Linked DNA regions of Homo sapiens: region 2 is linked to region 1. Evidence: chromatin loops called from intact Hi-C (ENCODE). Cell type or tissue: ascending aorta. All regions are shown on one strand. Links, peaks and the distances in the headings refer to the core of each region. The heading gives the core; the rest is flanking DNA. Region 1 overlaps ATP8B4 (ATPase phospholipid transporting 8B4 (putative)). Region 2 has its middle 230 kb from the start of DTWD1.

Region 1 (9,329 bases), core at 2,856-5,355:
TTTTATGGGTTTATTCTAATAAGTAAAAATATAATTTCCTGTTTCTAAGAAAACATCAGAAGAATGAATAGACGAATTAAGGGAAAATAAATTAGAAACAATATACAAATTAGATTCCCCCCAGTTAGCAGCCAAATTTAAAGACCAAGAGGATGATGCAAGGTGCGGCATGGAAGTCTTTGAAAGAGTTAGGACAGTTAATAAGCCCTAAATCCTTCCCACGATTGCTCTTGCTTTCCTTGGCCTTCGATTGTTTTCTCCATCACTTCTTTCCAAGCCCTAATTTACACATTTCAATTTTAATATCTCTGACACACACACACACACTACTATCAGCACATGGTTTTCTAACTACTCCATTTCACCATTCTTCTTTCCTTTCTTTCCTTCCTGTATTCTTGCTTACTGTTCTCATCTCATCGTCTTCCTTCACTTCTTTTTGTTAGCTATTTTCTCCACCTGCAGTGTCACTTTTCTGTCATTCTTTATCTTTGTTTTTATCACTCTCTCCATATTAGTTTAAGTCTGTTTATTAAGTACCTCCTAAGTACAAGATGCAAAACAAAGTATGTAGAATTATAAATGATCTCTCCATATATTACCAAGGTTCTTTTGATCCTTTGCTCCTCGTTCTTTTTCTACTCCCTTTTTTGTGTCTTCTTTATTCAACTTTGTCCTAATGAAATATCAGTAGATTTCAGGTTTTCCTCTGGTGATTGGAAAAAGACTTTCTTGACTCATGGGAATCAAAACTAGATATTGCATCCTTTAGTTTAAATTAAAATAGGATATCAACATTGTATATGTTTGGCAATGCCCTGGCTAGCTTTGGCAAGGTATAATCGATGAGAAGATATGGGAGGCACACTCTTTACCATGTTCTGTCTGTGCTAAGTACATGTTTTAATTTGTGACTTCTGGGCAAATCTGGGTATGGCATTATTTTTGCTTCTGGTTACTGTGTGTTTTCCTCTTCTGAGACTTGCCAAAATACTTTCTCTAGCACCAAATTACAATTTTCTGTCCTTGAATCATAAAAGCACATCTTCCAAGTATCTAAAGACCTGAATTTCCCACTCCTATCCCCAGAGAAGTTCCCACTGGGGACTCCAGGTTTCGGACACATAGGGTCAGAACTGAGATGGGTTGAAATCTCAGGATGTCTCTGGTAAGTCTCTCTGCCTCCTCACTTTTGCATCTATATTCAAAGATAGTGTCTTTCTGGTGGACTTATTTCTTTCATCCATACATACAGTCACCCATTATTCATTCAGCAAATGTATATTTAACACAAGGCCAAGGGATTTGTTAAGACTGGGATACAGTGGTTAATAAGTCAGGCTCAGGCCTTACTTTTATAGAGCTTATTTCCCAGGGGAGAAGACAGACTTGAACAAGGGCTCATCCCTAAAGAAGCCTTTGATAAGGTAAAGGCCCTAAAGTTCTCAGGCCCTAAACATGATGCTGATATGTGAGCAAGAACTCACTATGTACCAGGCACCATGCTGAGTAATTGCACACATTATCTTGTTAAACCCTTACAGCTCTTGAAGGAAGAGATTATTGTTAGCTCAATTTATGGATAAAGAGACCCAGGTAAATTGATTAACTTTCCCAGTGTCATATGGCTGTTAAGTGGAGAAGCCAGACTATGAACCCTGGACTTCTGGCAAAGCCTATTTTACAAAGGACACAAAAGGACACAAAACCCCAGGTTGTAAACCAAAGTAGAAAGACAGCATTGGAGGGTTAGGGAAAATTAGCACAAGAGCTTAGCTCTTGATTAGGGAAATAAATGAAATTTTAAAATATTCTAAACCCAAAGGTACGAAATTAATTACCAGAGATCAAGTCCATCCAGCACAAGGATGAGGTCATCATATTTTTAAAACGTAGCAATGTTCTCAGTGATTTTGAATGTCAGGATCCCTGATAAGAGTTTATAGAAGACTTGGCCAAATGTAGAGACCAGTGCACACAAGAGAGTTGGGTTTTGGCAGGTAAATCCATTTATTTGAAAAGTTCTCATGAAAATATTTTTATACATTTCAAACATCAGAAAAAATGATTTATGGTCTCTTGAATTTTGTAAGAAAAGATACATAACTTGATCTAATATTATAGATCAAATATAATATAAAAAGAGATTGGGCCTTGATTTTCATGTTAAAGTCTTATGGGAATTGAAAAGCTTTTATAAACAAGTAACTGAAATACTTGTCAATTATTATTATGTAAACTGGACATTCTTATTCCTTGGGGAAAACCCCGGATGTAAATTGTCGAAATGTGTTTAAGAATCTTTTGCATATTGTTACTGACTGAACTGAGATCTGTTTTCTGCAACTCCTGACAAGTTTACATATTTTGTATGACTGTTAATGCTGAATTCTGAACCGAGGAAAGGTTGACTCTTTATTCAGGAATCCTTGTATATTTTGTGGTTCTTTCTAAAGAATAGCATGTGTGTAATTAAAACATGGAAAAATAAGCATCTCTTTTTGGTTAAAAAAAATAGCTTGGTTAGCATCTTGTGAGTTTTTTTGCTTACCAGATAGCTTTCCTATTCACCTGGACTGGAGCACAACCCAACAGCACAGCTGACTCATGAGGCATAGATTCCATGTAAAGGCGTGAAGAATAATTTCCCTCTTTACTGCTGGTGCCGACATGCCATTATGGTGGTAATGATGGATGGGTGAGCCTTGACAGTTGAAGAGTAAAGAAGCTTTAGAAAATAGGAAGGTGACATACTTCTTTCTAAGAAAATAAGTATTTGTCACAATCATCAGGGCAAACACTAGTGGGCAATCTCTAAAACGCTAAAAAAACTCTTGGCTAGAGAAATTCTTGAACAGCAATATTGATGTTTTATTTGCTGGATGATTTGTCTTATGGAAGAGTTGCAGTACAGATAATCAAGAACTATTTCTATTAATAATGTATAGGAAGAGATGAAGCCAGCTTCTCTGGAAAATCATAGACTATTGGGCACTGAGTTCCATTTTTATGATAAACTACAGACTTTCACTTTGAGGTAAATACTTAGCTCGAGAAGTCTGTCAAGTTGGTAATTAACCAACGATCCAGCTGACTAAATCTAGAATGCTTAAGAAGGTCCAGAATGAGATCCTGTAGATTTTTTTCAGTATGGGTCTAGAGCATTTCTGTGTGATTGTCAAATGGATAAATTGCAATCTGCTTTCATGTCTTCTCTTCAGAGGGGCAAACAGATATGACCAGCTAGTTTGATTGTATTTACACTTCATTATTGACGTGATTTTCTTCCAGCTTTATTATTGCCCATTAAAGATGACTTTGTGCTCCAAACATGTATTCAGTAAATGACTATGTGAGAAATGATGCGATTTTTTCCTTAACTGTTTCCTCATCGATTGTCAAACTGATCATTTACTGCCTCTTTCTCTTCTCTGATTCAACTAGCAAAAAGAAGAAGGGTCCTAAGAGAGCTTTCCCCTCATCCTTGTTATGCTTCATGGCTAGGCTCTCATTTTGGTTGCTTCTAATGCACTTTAATGCTCTCACCTTTTTTCAGTACTCTCAGATCTACTCGACTCCCTTTAGATTTAGGCCAAACTAAGCCCCGGCTGTTGTGCCTGGGCTATTTGATTTTCTAGTCCTTTATTACTATCATGGAAATATACCCACTTTTTCTGTTTTTCTTAGATCTGCTCTAATATCCATCTCATCTCTTAACCTCTCTCGAAATCATCTGAAATTTTTTCTATCCATCTCTTCGACAAAGATCCTATTATGTAGATAGTATAATAGGTTATAGGAATACAGAGGTGAATACAGTGCTCCCTTCAAAGGAATCTGTTCATCCCTTTTCGAAAGTGGTACAAAAGAAATTGGGAAGTGTGTGTTTTATGCTAATAGAGCTTAAAAAGGGGAAGCCGAGCACTTCTGATGATAAAAACAAATGTAGTTTGGCTTTGTTCCCACCATTTTGTTTTGACTGGGGCCTGTATTTAGAACTTACATCACCGAGACCACACTCTTTGAGAAAGGCTGAATTGGGGCTTAGCCTCCAAGAACCCAGGCAGTACCCCTTGGCCTTACTCCCTGTTCCTGTCTAGAACCACACCCTTGGTGTGAGGTCAGGGAGGGGCAAGCCAACATGTTTAAGGCTGTATTTGCCTCCATGTCAGTCTTTGCTTATGACAATAGAAATGATCAAATGAACCTGTTTTTTATATTCCTTTTGGCAGGGACTGCATATCATGTTGTTTTTGCCCAAAGCACATTTTTTTTTTTTAAGTGGCTAGGTTTGAAGCCTGAGAAATTGAGTCTTGGGTCAAGAATCTGGAATAAACTTCAAGCGTTGCTGTCAACCTGTTATTTTATGTAGATTTTGCTGGTGATAGCCAATTCAAGATTTTACAATTCAGAATGAAAATTATTGGTCAAGAAAAAAAGATACTGAATTCAGGGATTTAGAAAATGTCTCCTCATCTACAACATAGTTGTCCAAACAACTTGAGCCAGTTTAAATCAGTTTTAATTTACTTTTTACTATCAGTGATAGGCTATCACGGAGCTAACCAGAATTCAGCCCCTTCCCTTGGCAAGGTTGTTTGTCTTATCCAAATCCTCCTGCCAGCAGTCTCTATTTAGCAGTGGGAAATAGGGATGTCTGGGAAACTGCCAGTGAGTGCCTAAGTGGGGAGGCTTCAGGCAGTACTTTTGTTATATTGGGGAAAGACAGGTGGAGGTTGGAAAAGCAGCCCTGAGGACATAAGTCCCTCATTCCTTTCACAGTTTTATTTGCTTTTGCTTTTTTAATGCAAGGTCTGTTAGTGAAATGGTTGGTCAGGAGTGACGTGGCCATGTGGCAACTGGTTGCTGTTACCTCTGTTTAGTAGTTTTAAAGGGAGCATCCTAGGGAGAAAGGGGACCCCCCTAAGAAGCCTCTTTTAAGTTCAGAAGGCAGCTTGAAGAGTGGATGGAGTCAGTGTAATATAGAGGATCTCTAGGCTGACGTGGTCCCCTTTCTCTTTAATCAGCGCTAAAGATACAGTCCCCTTTTTATTTTCCAAATGCTATGTTTTATGTTCCAACTTGCTCTTTTGAATTCTGATTAAATGTAAATGTATTTTTGTTTGTTTGTTTTTGAGAGAGAGAACTTTGTAGGTACTAATCTCACCCCTGACTCTGGCTCAAACCCTGATTGGATCTACCCACAGCTTCCTTTTTCATATCTCCCCTCTCTTTTTTCCTTCCTCCCTCTGTCCCTCTCTCCCTCCATTCTGTTCTTTCACGTCTTTGTACTCATTATATATAAAAAATTTAACCTTACCTGTTTGCAGTGGATATGTATATTAATCTAATAGTTATGTTTTGTGGCAGGGTCCGTGAAAGATTATTTGTGGTTTCTTTTTCTATCTAGAGAACCCTCATCCTGAATGTATATTTTCATATTGAAATAATGGAACGAATTGATTCGTTGATTTGGAGTGGGCATGCCCTTGGTTTGGAATTAAAGAAACTAGAAACATCTTCTAGCCAGTTAGGGGCAAGTTATATGGTGCCTTTGAGAGTCCCCAGAACTCTGAATCTAATCAAGATAAGAAGCATAGAACAGCTGAAAGGAATCACACGCATTCTCAGACTCATGTGGCAAACAAGGCCCAGGTTTCTTTCTGGTGGAATACAGTAGGACCTCAGAAATCCTGATTGTGAGGTCAGAAAGATGGTTAACTTTTGTTGTGAGACTAGAAGTATGCTATTTTAAACTGTGTAAAAGTTCACATTTAGCTAAAAGAGATGGAATAAGAGAAACTTTTAGGACAGTCACTGCTTTATCTTTTCAAAAATTATTTGTTACAAACCGGAAGTAAAGATATGCTTTTTTTTTCTTTTTTAAGGAAAAAATATCCCATGGCTGTTAAGGTTTCTGTTATTATTTGTTTTTTCTATTTTTATTTGGACAGTACAGAAAACTGTGTTTCAAAATAGTTGATGGCTTTCCATTTTTCTACCTCCCAGCTTATTTTTTTCTAGCACAATTCTTTATATGTAACCCCAGGCTGTCTAAAGGAGAGGGAAACAGTGGTAAAACAGTGCTGTGGGCTTCTGAAGAGAATTTTGGGTGAGTCATAAAGAGGTTTGTTTTGTTTTTTTATTTTCCAGGGATTGTTGTCTGTGAGGTGCCTAACAACAAGTTAGATAAATTCATGGGAATCCTTTCTTGGAAAGACAGCAAGCATTCCCTCAACAATGAGAAGATAATCCTGAGAGGCTGCATCCTGAGAAATACCAGCTGGTGTTTTGGAATGGTTATTTTTGCAGGTACAGCATGTGACCCAAGGCCAGCTCTGTGGGAACCTTTCCTGCAACGTACACCAGCACAGTCTATGATTCTCTGTGTTCTGATGAGCGCAGTGCTTTCATTCCATGCAAAGTCGTGCTCTGGAGTTGACTTAAGATTGTAGGATGCCAGGAGAAAACACTATTGCTCTGAAAATAGTCCAGGTGGCCCCTGCTGTATGAGGAACTACTGACATCTTATTCTTAAGGATGCTGGAGCTTTAACTAGACAGTGGGTGCTAGATACCTACTGCTTAATTTTTCTTCATTAACCCCATCTTAATCACCTTTGTCATTTTATGTATGAATCTGCCTTTAAAGTGGGTAAGAGTATGAAAGAAAGCTCCTGGCTGTGCAGTTAATTTTGTAGTTTGCAAAGGTCAAGCAGACCATTTGGAAAAGGCTTCTTGATCCTGTAATCATTTCTGTTTATACTCCATAGCTTTTTCCACTGTTTGTAAATAGGAGAGTGGGTTCTGGAAAGACTGTGCATGATGGGGGTGGGTGGGGTGGGAGGAGGTGCCTCTTACTCTTCTTGCCCACCAAATTTCTTTTCTCTGCTTTATTTCTGTAGGCCCGAGGTGGCCCTCTCTTGCTAAGAAAGCTTACAGTAGCATCATTTCATAAAGCCACTCAAATTGTACTCATGGCTTCAATTGCCAGCCCTTGATTTTAAAAGTCCTGTTTATTGTGACACCAAATTAAGATGTGTTTTGGGCCTCTTGACTATGTGCAATCAAAATTGGAATGTTTTTCTTAACTGACCTTCCTCAACAACAACAAAGTGTTCATTAAAGTCTTAAAAGTGTTCCAAACCTAGAAACGTTCTCCCAATTCCTCTAAATACTGTCAGCTGTTGGTGTTAGCAGTGCTCTTGCCGCTTGGGGCATTGCCATTGTAAAGACTTGGGAAATCCCTAGAAATGAGCCAGTATATGCGCTTTTACATTTTAGTTGGAGAAATAAACATATGATCATATATTTCATTACACAGAGAAAAAGAGAGCTAGGCTTGACCATGAACATTCCTTTATCTTCCTACTTAATGATAGGGAAATTTCATGGTCTTCTGATGGGAAATACCCTCCTGATTTGCTTCCTGTCATCATAGAGATGGAGGTGCTTCATCCTATGGATGGGATATAGTCCCAAACTTTGCATTTCCGTGACCTTGTTTGGAATGGCTAATTCAGGACTCTAGTTCAGCTACAACGTTTCATGCTAGGGCAGTTGTTGTGAACCGCTGAGAGGCCAAGTTCTTCTTTGTAAGGTTTCTTTGTGGGAAAATGTTCTGAAAAACAAGGAAGTTGGTTGGTAAGTTGAATAGGTCTCCCTCCAAGGAAGTGTAACAGAAAGTTCACAGAATTTGGATTGGGCAGACCTGAGTTTGGATTTATTATTATTTTTTATTTATTGTTATTATTATTTTACCAGCTGTAGGACTGTAAGCTTTGGTTACTTAAACTTCGGAAGCTTTACTTTTTTTCTGCTGTAACATGGGGATAATAATGAGTACATTAGGGTCATTTTAAAGGCTCAGTGAGATAATGCATACGGAAAAGGATGCTTGACAAATGCTATTTTCCTTCCTTTTCTGCTTCCCTTCTTTCAAATTTAATTCAGAGCACCCAGCCTGCTCTCTAGGCTGAGAGTTGGAAAAACTTACTGCTCTCTGGACCTTGGCAGCAGGCAGCAGGGAGAGAGGAACACCTTCTTCTTTTGTGATTTGGCCACAGTGTTCACTTGCAGGAGACCTTATCAACTGGATGTTTGTAAAGCAGAGCATGCCTGCATTGACTTTAGTCTGGTCACAAATGTTAGCAGAAAGCTTAATTAGAATGCTGGCAAACAGAAGAATTAGTGGTTGGCTTCGTCCGTGTCGGAGATGAACAAATGGATGTCACAAAACCTCTAAGTCTTAAGACATTTAGTTGGGGAACTAGTTCCAGGTGAACACCTAGGTCTAATGAAAAATATCTGCTGGGCGCGGTGGCTCACGCCTGTAATCCCAGCACTTTGGGAGGCTGAGGCGGGTGGATCACGAGGTCAGGAGATTGAGACCATCCTGGCTAACATGGTGAAACCCCATCTCTACTAAAAATACAAAAAATTAGCCAGGCGTGTTGGCAGGCGCCTGTAGTCCCAGCTACTCGGGAGGCTGAGGTAGGAGAATGGCATGAACCTGGGAGGTGGAGCTTGTAGTGAGCTGCGATTGCACCACTGCACTCCAGCCTGGGTGACAGAACGAGACTCCATCTCAAAAAAAAAAAAAATCCAAAATGAATTATTAAGTATTCTTTCTGTGTTATTACTCTAGTTATACCTACCACTAGGAATTGTGCAATGAATATAGATGACACAGATATGATTTGCTTTACAAACCTATAATTTATGAAGTTCTAATATATATTAACAGCTAGGCTACACCTCCCTGGTAATGCCTTCTTTATGCTCAAGAGAGGAGAAAATCTTGTTTCTGAGGGCAGGAATTATATTCATTTAAACAGTCTCTAGGAGTCTGTACCATCTTGAGTGCACACTGCATTTTTGTCCTAGATGTCTTCTGTTTGCTCTCCAGATTTCCTCTCACCTTTTTCTACCATTCTTTCTGCCCTAGGAGGCTTATTTGTATGGTTTATACTAATAGGTTACCTTGTACTTCTGCTTCTGGTTGGGCTTTGTCTCGGGGATCCCTAGGAAGAGATCAAAAGGAAGAAGGAGATTACGATCAAGGTATTTACTCCTCCAGGCTGCATTCTTGTGTGCTAACTTCAGGCTGGCCAGATCTATCAACAGAAGGCCACTCTTACTCTAAGGGCTGCAAATTCCTGTCACCTCTTTCCCTTAGGGTCCAGTAGCCATTCCTTCCCTTCATCCCTTCTGGCTCAGGTGGAGAAACAGCTTGCTTGCTACATGCCCTTGGTTAATGCACTAACCTTTTGTTTCCCCTATAATCCCACCTATGCTTTTTGTAAAGAGTTCTTTTATAAATAAAACTTC
Region 2 (9,329 bases), core at 4,049-6,548, 140 kb after region 1:
GATTTCTCTAACACCACTTCTTAGTATGGGATAGTCCCGAATGTCCTTGGCATAAAAGAATTGATGAGAACAAAATCCAGCAACAAAGAAAAAATGTTTTCATAGTAAAAGAAAGGACTTGAGCATCATGGGGAGCTGGGAAAGGGGAATATTTGAGAGAAAGTCATGGGACAGATTGAGTCGTAGGAAAAAAGTGAAAGAACATTTATACTCTGTATAGTTTGACCACCTAGGAGAAGGAGGGGAAGGAGAAGCCAGGGGAATGGCTGACACTTTAGAAAGTCCATCGGTTACCTGTGGGACTGTTAGCAAAGATGCCTTCTCTAAGTGCATTTACCCACCTGGAAAATGGGGATCATGAGATGTTCCTTGAAGGATTGTGAGGATTACTAAGTGCTGGGTATTGTGCTAAGCCTCATAATAATTAGCTCATTCAATGCAATCTTCACAGCAACCCAGTGAGGTAGGCACCATTATTTTCCCCATTTTAAAGGGAAAGAATCAAACCCCAGAGAGGTTAAGTAACTTTCTCAGAGACGTATAATGGAAGAGCTGGGATTCAAACCCCAGGAGTGGCTTGTGCTCTTAACCCAATGCTATCTCTAGTTGACACTTAGGTCATAGATTTGGTCTTTTTTTTTTTTTAATTTTAACTTTTATTTTAGATTCAGGGGGTAGATGTGCAGGTTATATAGGTATATTGCACAATGCTGAGGTTTGGGATATGAATGATCCTGTCACCCAGGAAGTGAGCATAGTACCCAATAGTTTTTCAACACTTGCTCCCTTCCCCTAGTAGTCCCTGGTGTCTATTCTTGGCCATTTTTATATCCATGAGTACCCAATGTCTAGCTCCCACATATAAAGGAGAACATGAGGAATTTGGTTTTCTGTTCCTGCATTAATTTGCTTAGGATAATGGCCTCCATCTGTATCCATGTTGCTGCAAAGGACATGATTTTCTTCTTTTTTATGGCTATGTAATATTCCATGGTGTATATGTACCACATTTTCTTCATCTAATCCACCCTTGATTGGCATGTAGGTTGATTCCATGTCTTTGCTACTGTGCATAGTGCTGTGATAAACATACAAGTGCATGTATCTTTTTTGTAGAATGATTTGTGTATATACCCAATAATGGGGTTGCTGAGTTGAATGATAATTCTGTTTTAAGTTATTTGAGAAACTTCCAAAGTATGTCCACAGCGGCCGAACTAATTTATATTGCTACCAACAGTGTATAAGTCTTCCCTTTTCTCCACGGCCCTGCCAGCATTTGTTTTTTGACTTTTTAATAATAGCTGTTCTGACTGGTGTGTGATGGTATCTCATTGTGGTTTTGATTTGCATTTCTCTTATAAATACTGATGTTGAGAATTTTCTCATGTTTGTTGGTCACTTGTCTGTCTTCTTTTGAGAAGTGTCTGTTCATGTCTTTTGCCTACTTTTTAATGAAGTTATTTGTTTTTTGCTTGTTCTGCTGTTTAAGCTCCTTATAGATTCTGGATATTAGACCTTTGTCAGATGCATAGTTGGCAAATATTTTCTTCCATTCTGTAGGCTGTCTGTTTACTCTGTTGATAGTTTCTTTTGCTGTGCAGAAGCTCTCTAGTTTAATTAGGTCACACTTGTCAATTTTGGTTTTGTTGCAATTGCTTTTGAGGACCTAGTTGTGAATTCTTTCCCAAGGCCAATGTCCAGAATGGTGTTTTCTAGGTTTTCTTCTAGGATTCTTATAGTTTGAGGTTTTACTTTTAAATCCTTAATCAATCTTGAGTTAATTTTTGTTTACGGTGAAAGGTAGGGGTCCAGTTTTATTCTTCTGCATATGGCTAGCCATATAAACAAAAATTAAATCCACCATAAACAAAAATTAAAAATAAAAATTGACAAGTGGGACCTAATTAAACTAAAGAGCTTCTGCACAGCAAAAGCTTCTATCTCAGCACTGTTGATTGAATAGGGGGTCCTTTTCCCATTGCATATTTTTGTTGTCTTTGTCAAAGATCATATGGCTACAAGTGTGTAGCTTTATTTCTGGGTTCTCTATTCTCTTCCATTGGTCTATGTGTCTGTTTCTGTAGCAGAACCATGCTGTTTTGATTACTGTAGCCTTGTAGTATAGTTTGAAGTAACATAACGTGATACCTCTGGCTTTGTTCATGTTGCTTAGGATTGCTTTGGCTATCTAGCTTGTTCTTGGGTTCCATATGAATTTTAGAATAGCGTTTTTCCAGTTCTGTGGAAATGACATTTGTACCTTGATAGAAATAGTATTGAATCTGTAGATTGCTTTGGGCAGTATGGCCATTTTAATGAAATTGATTCTTCCAATCCATGAGCATGGAATGTTTTTCCATTTGTTTGTGTTATCTATGATTTCTCTCAGCAGTGTTTGTAGTTTTCCTTGTAGAGATCTTTCAACTCTTTGGTTAGATGTATTCCATGTATTCCTAGATATTTCATTTTTGGGGGGGCTATTGTAAATTGGATTGTGTTCTTGACTTGATTCTCAAAGCTTGAACATTTTTGGTGTATAGAAATGCTACTGATTTTTGTGTGTTGATTTTGTATCCTAAAAGTTTATTGAAGTTGTTTATCAGTTCCAGGAGCCTTTTGGCTGAGTCTTTAGGACTTTCTGTCTATGGAATCATATCATCAGCAAAGAGAGATCATTTTACTTCTTCTTTTCCTATTTGGATGCCTTTTATCTCTTTCTCTTGCATGATTTCTCTAGCTAAGACTTCTGGATTCATTCTTCATAGTTTCTGGTAGCTTAATTTTTGGTCACAAATGTGCACACTTCCTATTAAGGCTCTTCTTTTTTATCTGATTCCCTTAGACATTCAACACCCTTCAATATTTCTTAGCTGTTTCTTTATTTTCTCAACTTCTAAGCTATGAGTCAGTTTAAGGAAAAAAAAAAGAATTTTCTTTGAAAGTTACCTTATCTGCTTTTGTTTCTACAGGAGAAAGTCAGAACCTGACTTGAGCTAACACTAGGCAAGTGTCCATTTTCCATGGACCCCTGCTTTGGTGCTTCTTCAGATACATATGCTGGAATCAATCACTGTAAATTCTAAGCAAGTTGCTTTTTGCCTATAATAATTTTATAAATTATTCAGCATTCATACTATACTATATAAATATATATTTATACATATAAATAATCAATCACTGTAAATTCTAAGCAAGTTGCTTTTTGCCAATCATAATTTTATAAATTATTCAGCGTTCATACTATACTATATAAATGTAAATATATATTTATACATATAAATATGTATAATCTGAAAATGTTATATATAACTATAGTATGAATATAGTATATTAATATTATATTTTTGTATGATCACCAAAGTATTCTTTAGCTGGGTCAGCAGGAAGGGGATGCTTCAGATTTTTGAGTCAGGCATCAGAGGCCTGAAAGTTTGAAACACTTGTTCACTTTTGATTGCTGGCTTCCAGTTTTTGGTGCAGATCACTGGCAAAGAAACCTTCCATTTTAAATCTCTCTTGAGATGCTAGATTTTTGTTTTAAATGTGATCATAGGTGGTTTGAATGGATGCATAGTCAGCCAGAAAGTTGATTTGGATCCTGAAGTTCCCTTTACCATATACAGAATTGCCAAGAACAATATGCCTATACTGCCAAGAAATTCGTCTCACTAACCTGGATATGACAAAATACTTGCCACAGCATTTCTTCACACTCCTCTGTCCTATTCCTGCTGGCCGCCACTTTTTGAGATGGCACTGCTGCATTTGTCTGCCTTACTTCTCCACAAAATCAAATCAGAAATATGGAGATGTTCAGCAAGTCACAAAAGGAAGTTCTTTCTTCTATGATTCTATCAGTTCCACTCAATTAAGAATGCTCACCCCACCTCTGCCAACCCAGAAGCTCTGCATCCTTATAACTAGATGTGTTACAAGATGTTAGATTAGAAGTTAAGATGTGCTTGCTAACCTCAGTGACATGGTTGTCTCTATCCCTGCTTCTACAACTCCTTATGCATTCCTCTCTAATCATACTTGTTATGTTTTTACTTATTGTATATTTACAAGCCTCTCTGCTCCTCCAGAGAGAGAAGTCCTGTAAGAGAGGGTCTATGTCTTGTCTTTGAATTAGCAATGCATTGCACAGTTCCTGGCAGATAATTTATTGTCACAATATCTGTTAAATAAATAAATGGTCATGATTCAGACTTACTGTTGAAATAAGAGTTCCATTCCACAGAAAGCACTGACGTGGTCTTTTTGGCAACATTAGACTTGGAAAACACGTCTCTTATTTAACCAAGGAGGCATGAATATTGTGTGCTGACCACATCCTGGAGATAAATTCTATAGTTTCATTGCTTCAATTATTCTTTTGGATCAATATCCGGCAAGGAGTAAAACCCACAGTAGTGACTGAGCCCCTAAAAATACCTCATCAACTAAACCTCATGCATGGAAGATCTATTTTAAATGCAGTGCAGTCTTTTGGGCTTTAGACAGTTTCCTCTCTGACTAATAAGGCATTTTTTCTTGGACTTGACTTCTTATATTTACATGTTCCTCAGCCTTGGTAGTCTTTACTTGTTTATATTTTATCATTGCTTATTATATCTATTCATGTTGCAAGCTACTTTGAATCCTTTACGAAACGAGATGGGATATGGCTAAAGAGACATTGTTGTGTCATAGACAGATAACTGGGATTTAAATTGGAGATTTTGGGGATTTAAATTGGAAACTTTTGGGGGAGAAGGAGAAAGGAAGTTGACTTTCTTCCACTGATCCATCCTTTGGTCATGGGCAGGTCACTTCTTTCGCTTTTGCTGTTTGCTTCTGTTAGTTGATGTAGATAGTTGAGAATCATTCCTTCAAAAATGGTGACTGAAAGGTTGGAGTTTTGTTTGTTTTTTCTAGAATACAACTTATTCATGGCACTAAAAATAACCCACAGTCATGTCTTCTCAGCAGTTATTTTCAGCCCCCAAAGAATTGCTGTGGTTTCATTCTTCAAGTCCTTAGGGTCTGGCTGTGTCTTGGGGACATTCTTGCTACTTCTTGGCAAATCAATTAATGAAGCAACAGGCTGCATATCTGGCATCAGTGGGAAATACAGAAGCAGCATCAAACACAGGCTTTCTCTCAGGGGACTTCAGGTTAGCATGGAACAGAGCCCGGCACATGGATATGTGGGCAGTGAAATGGCCCTGCACTTGGAATAGAACACCTGGGTTCCTGGCCAGGCTATGGAATCTTGAGCAATTGTATCTAATTTTTCTAGACTTAATTCCCTCACAAATAGAATTGATAGTGGGGCTGTAGTAAGAATTAAACAAGTGAATGAACAGCAAAGAAGTTTACAGTTTGCAAAATAATATGTCAGGAGTACGTGCTATAATAAAGAAGTATTATTTGTATTTGATACAAAGCAACATGTCTAGAGACATGCATACCTGAATTCATGTCTTTACCAGCTGTCTGGTTGGGGGCAAGGCACTTGACATCTCTGAGTTTCAGTTTCCTAATGTGTATAATGGGTATATTAATACCAGCATCATAGAGCTCCTGGGAGCATGGGTGGCACTGTGTAGAAAACATAAAGGGTGGCTGGCACATGGTATGCACTGAACAAGTAGAAGCTTTCATTTCACTATTACTATAGTGTAACAATGAAAATAATATATAATTTGGTGCTAAATTGTTTGCCTATGGCCTGTGGGTAGTGTAGAAGTTTAGAGAAGAGGCATGCCAGCTGTTTTTGGAGTCTTGTTAAAAAGGCCCATAGAAGAGGTGTGATTTGAGATAGGCCTGGAAGGTAAGTAAGCTTTGCCTTGGTGGAACAAACAGTAGAGTTAACACAAATTAGTCCTGTGGCCATAGACAGCATAGTTCAGGCAGGATCACACTTATATTCATATTATTCTTGGACCTTCTGTAGCACCTAGCTTGGAAGTTATTTATGTATTTGTTTGCCTCCTCATGAGATCCTAGAAACATGTCATTTTTATCTTTATATTCCTATTTTATTTCTTAAGACTTTATCTTTTTTTTTTGGACGGAGTCTCACAGTGTTGCCCGGGCTGGAGTGCAGTGGTGCAATTTTGGCTCACTGCAACCTCTGTCTCCCAGGATCAAACGATTCTTCTGCCTCAGCCTCCCGAGTAGCTGGGATTACAGGCACCCGCCACCACGCCTGGCTAATTTTTTGTATTTTTAGTAGAGACAGAGTTTCACTATGTTGGCCAGGCTGGTCTCGAACTCCTTACCTTGTGATCCACCCACCTTGGCCTCCCAAAGTGCTGGAATTACAGGCGTGAGCCACCACGCCCAGGCAAGACATTATCTTTTTAGAGCAATGTGAAGTTCACAGCAAAATGGAGAGGAAAGTGCCAGTATTTCCCATATATATTCCTTAAAGTAATGGCTCTCAACTCTGTGACTATCAAGTGGAGAGCTCTTAAGAATGTCTATGCTGGGCCTCACACTAAACCTATGAAATTGAAATCTCAGGGTATGAGGCCCAAGTGTTGGTAATTTTTCAAATATCCCAGAGGTTCACAACATGACTGTAGGTTGAAAACCATTGCCTTATAGCACCAACCACACATGAACAGATTTGTTCAATTGTTGAGATGGTTGGATGAAATGGAGTACTTCAGAAAATACACTGGACTGAAATTAGAAGTTGCGGGTTGTAGCTTCAGCTCTGCCCTGACTGCTGTGTAAGGTGGTCAGATCCTTCAGCCTCCCTGGGCTCTGTGTCCTCATCAGCATTATAGGGAGGTTGCACCCTATGTCTCTTCAAGCCTTGATGGCCTATGATGTAGCTAAGCAGATGTCATCCTACCCTCTTTAGTTTGGGAAGTCAAATCTAGTGATGGAATGGTGTGGGTGCTTTTCTTGCTTTCTCATAATACACTTCTCTCCTCACCATGCCAGCCCCACCTAGATGCACATCAGAGGAGCTTACAGAGGACGTTTGAAGACTGTTTTCTTCTTTTCCCAAGAAATGCTATGATATTGTCAGTCTGTGTTTATTTCTAACGAAGGAAATATGTCCCCTTTATTGGAAACACCTTGTGGAAGGAGGCAAGGGCCTCTCTCTGCAGTCTGGCAACTGACAGCAGAGATGCCGGCTTAGCCCCACCTGTCCCCATAGCCAAGACAGACATGGCCCCAAATGCTTCTGTACGTAAACCTTTGTGAAGTTTCCTGTGGGCACAGCACAGATTGGGCCTCAGTTGCTGCTTCTGGCCAAAGTAACTCAAACCACATGACTGGAGAGGAATCAAGGTGAATGTACTTGCACTAGAGGCAAAAAATGTAAGCAAGTGGTACCTTCTCACCTTGGTCGTGAACACCTCTCTCGTGGACCAGGCATTGGCCAGACCTATAAAGTAATAGCAAATGCCAGTCCTGAAAATCACTGTGGACTTGAAGTAGGCTATCTGATGTTCCTTATAAGACAGCCATCCTTTTTCACTCAATAAACAACAGAGGGGACAGGAAATTAGAAGGAAGGTAGTAAACATGTGAGGAATTTCTTTTGGCACCCCACCTTCTCCGTCTGAGCCTAGAGCCAGGAGGTGGAGCAGACAAAGCTCTTGTGCCTGGTCCTCAAGCTCTTTCTTCATCTCTTCAACGTAGGCTGGGTTGCCCCATGTTTGTCAGAGTTTTAAGGAGGGGTCCTTGGCCTGTGAGTGTGTGGTGGCAATAGCCATTCTCAGAAAAATGCATCTTGCAGGAAGAAAATCAGCATCTTTAGAATCCTATAGAAAACAGTCCTCTATGATGCTGTCCTTCTGGTGATTTATAAACAGGATTTCCTGTTAGACCTCAACTGAGCTTCAACTCAACATTGCCAGGTCTGTCCTGCAGACCCTGGCTGAGCGACAGATGAAAGGAATACTCAGACACAGGTATCCCATGAAAGAGTGACTAGGGGACTGCCTGGCACTAGGTGGCCGAAGAGTCAGCAGCCCCAATAAGCCGGAGCTGCTTGTATTTATTCAGTACTGGTATAATGTCAAAGGCCTGGAGCCAACACAATCTATGGGTAATTAACATTGTCATTCCCCCTTGCAGGGAGCAGTCTTGCATGCGGATGATCAAAGGTCGGTCTCTGGATGACATACGTAAATAAGCTTATCTAGAGAGGCTACCTGCAACCGAGAATGTTAAGGTATTTCCTTTGCCATAATGTAGCCATAATTGTGTTTGGGCAGGTACACAGTAAGGGTTAGAACTTTTATAACTTACACACAGTGGGAGGATTGTGAAGTGATATGTAGCGTTACCTGGCACCTTAGTCCAATGTGTGTTATTAATGAGGGACCCTACCGGGGGCAACTCAATCCCTCCCAGCCAAGCAGTTATGTTATTAGAGGCTGGAAGGGCGTGTCTGCCAAGGTAACAGGGCAGAAGAAAGATGGATCTAAGAGATGAGCCCAATAGAGTGTAGCAGGTGCGGGTTGCAGGCAGAGTGAGAGAATAAGAAAGGTTAATACTCTGTGAGACTTGCAATGTACAACAGAAAGCATAGCAAGGAACAGATTATCTGGAATGAATGGTGTCTGTGTCTGGAGCAGGATTTGCTCAGCCTCCTGAGTTTTCTTCTTCAGCATTCCCCAGGTAATGTCCGGGGCCTGTGTCATCCAAGGAAGCTGCATCAACTGGGGCTGCGGGTCCTGCAGGGTCATTTCCTTCATTTCTGGTACCGGGTTGGATCCTAGCCATGCCATGGTATGGTTTGATGAGTCATGCTGGAATCCAAAGAGGGCTTGAGGGGGTGTGAACACAAGCATGTCCTCTTCCCCATGTTAGCAAATCATTTGGACCACACCATACATTACTATTTACATGTTTCCGTAAAACCGCAGGTTTTATGTTTTGAGAGCATTTTGCAAAATGCTTTTCTATGGCTGATTGAAATTTATCATCTACATTTAAAAAATTAAGGGTAAATAAGGCTTTTGCCAATAGTGTTGCAGGGTCCTTACCCATATTCCTTCTTTTCTGTTTTTTGAGCATATTTTTAAGGGTGGAGTGGACATGTTCTACTATGGCCTGTCCTTAGGGGTTTTAAGGGATGCCTGTGGAATGTTGGATGTTCCACGTGTGACAAAATTGTTGAAATTGTGAGCTGACATAAGCCGGACCATTATCAGTTTTAATTTTTGTGGGCCACTCCATAAACACAAAAGTAAAGAGAAGATGTTTAATGATATATTGGGCAGACTCTCCAGGAAGAGCATGAGCGCTTATTAAATGGGAACTGGTATCAACAGATACATGTACATATCTTAGTTTTCCAAATTCAGGGATGT

The links. A loop is a pair of places that touch in the nucleus more often than their neighbours do. Peaks named below come from ENCODE experiments on the same cell type or tissue, not always from the same donor. Only the 100,000 strongest peaks of a DNase experiment are listed, where the experiment ranks them.
Region 2: it touches region 1 in a loop (2.8-fold over the local background); 3 of 110 quality-filtered maps call a loop at or near these places.

What each region holds. Positions count from the first base shown.
Region 1 is chr15:49,984,374-49,993,702 of GRCh38, reverse strand. ATP8B4 (ATPase phospholipid transporting 8B4 (putative)) reads left to right here. Exons shown (of 28, transcript NM_024837.4): 10 at 6,154-6,312. Among named protein-coding and RNA genes, the nearest start is that of ATP8B4, 130 kb to the left of the region's middle. In ascending aorta, for the core only: no CTCF peak of the experiment used is centred there; a DNase peak (open chromatin) is centred at 4,092; H3K27ac peaks cover 2,500 bases.
Region 2 is chr15:49,843,313-49,852,641 of GRCh38, reverse strand. No RefSeq gene overlaps it. Among named protein-coding and RNA genes, the nearest start is that of DTWD1, 230 kb to the right of the region's middle. In ascending aorta, for the core only: no CTCF peak of the experiment used is centred there; a DNase peak (open chromatin) is centred at 5,118; H3K27ac peaks cover 1,876 bases.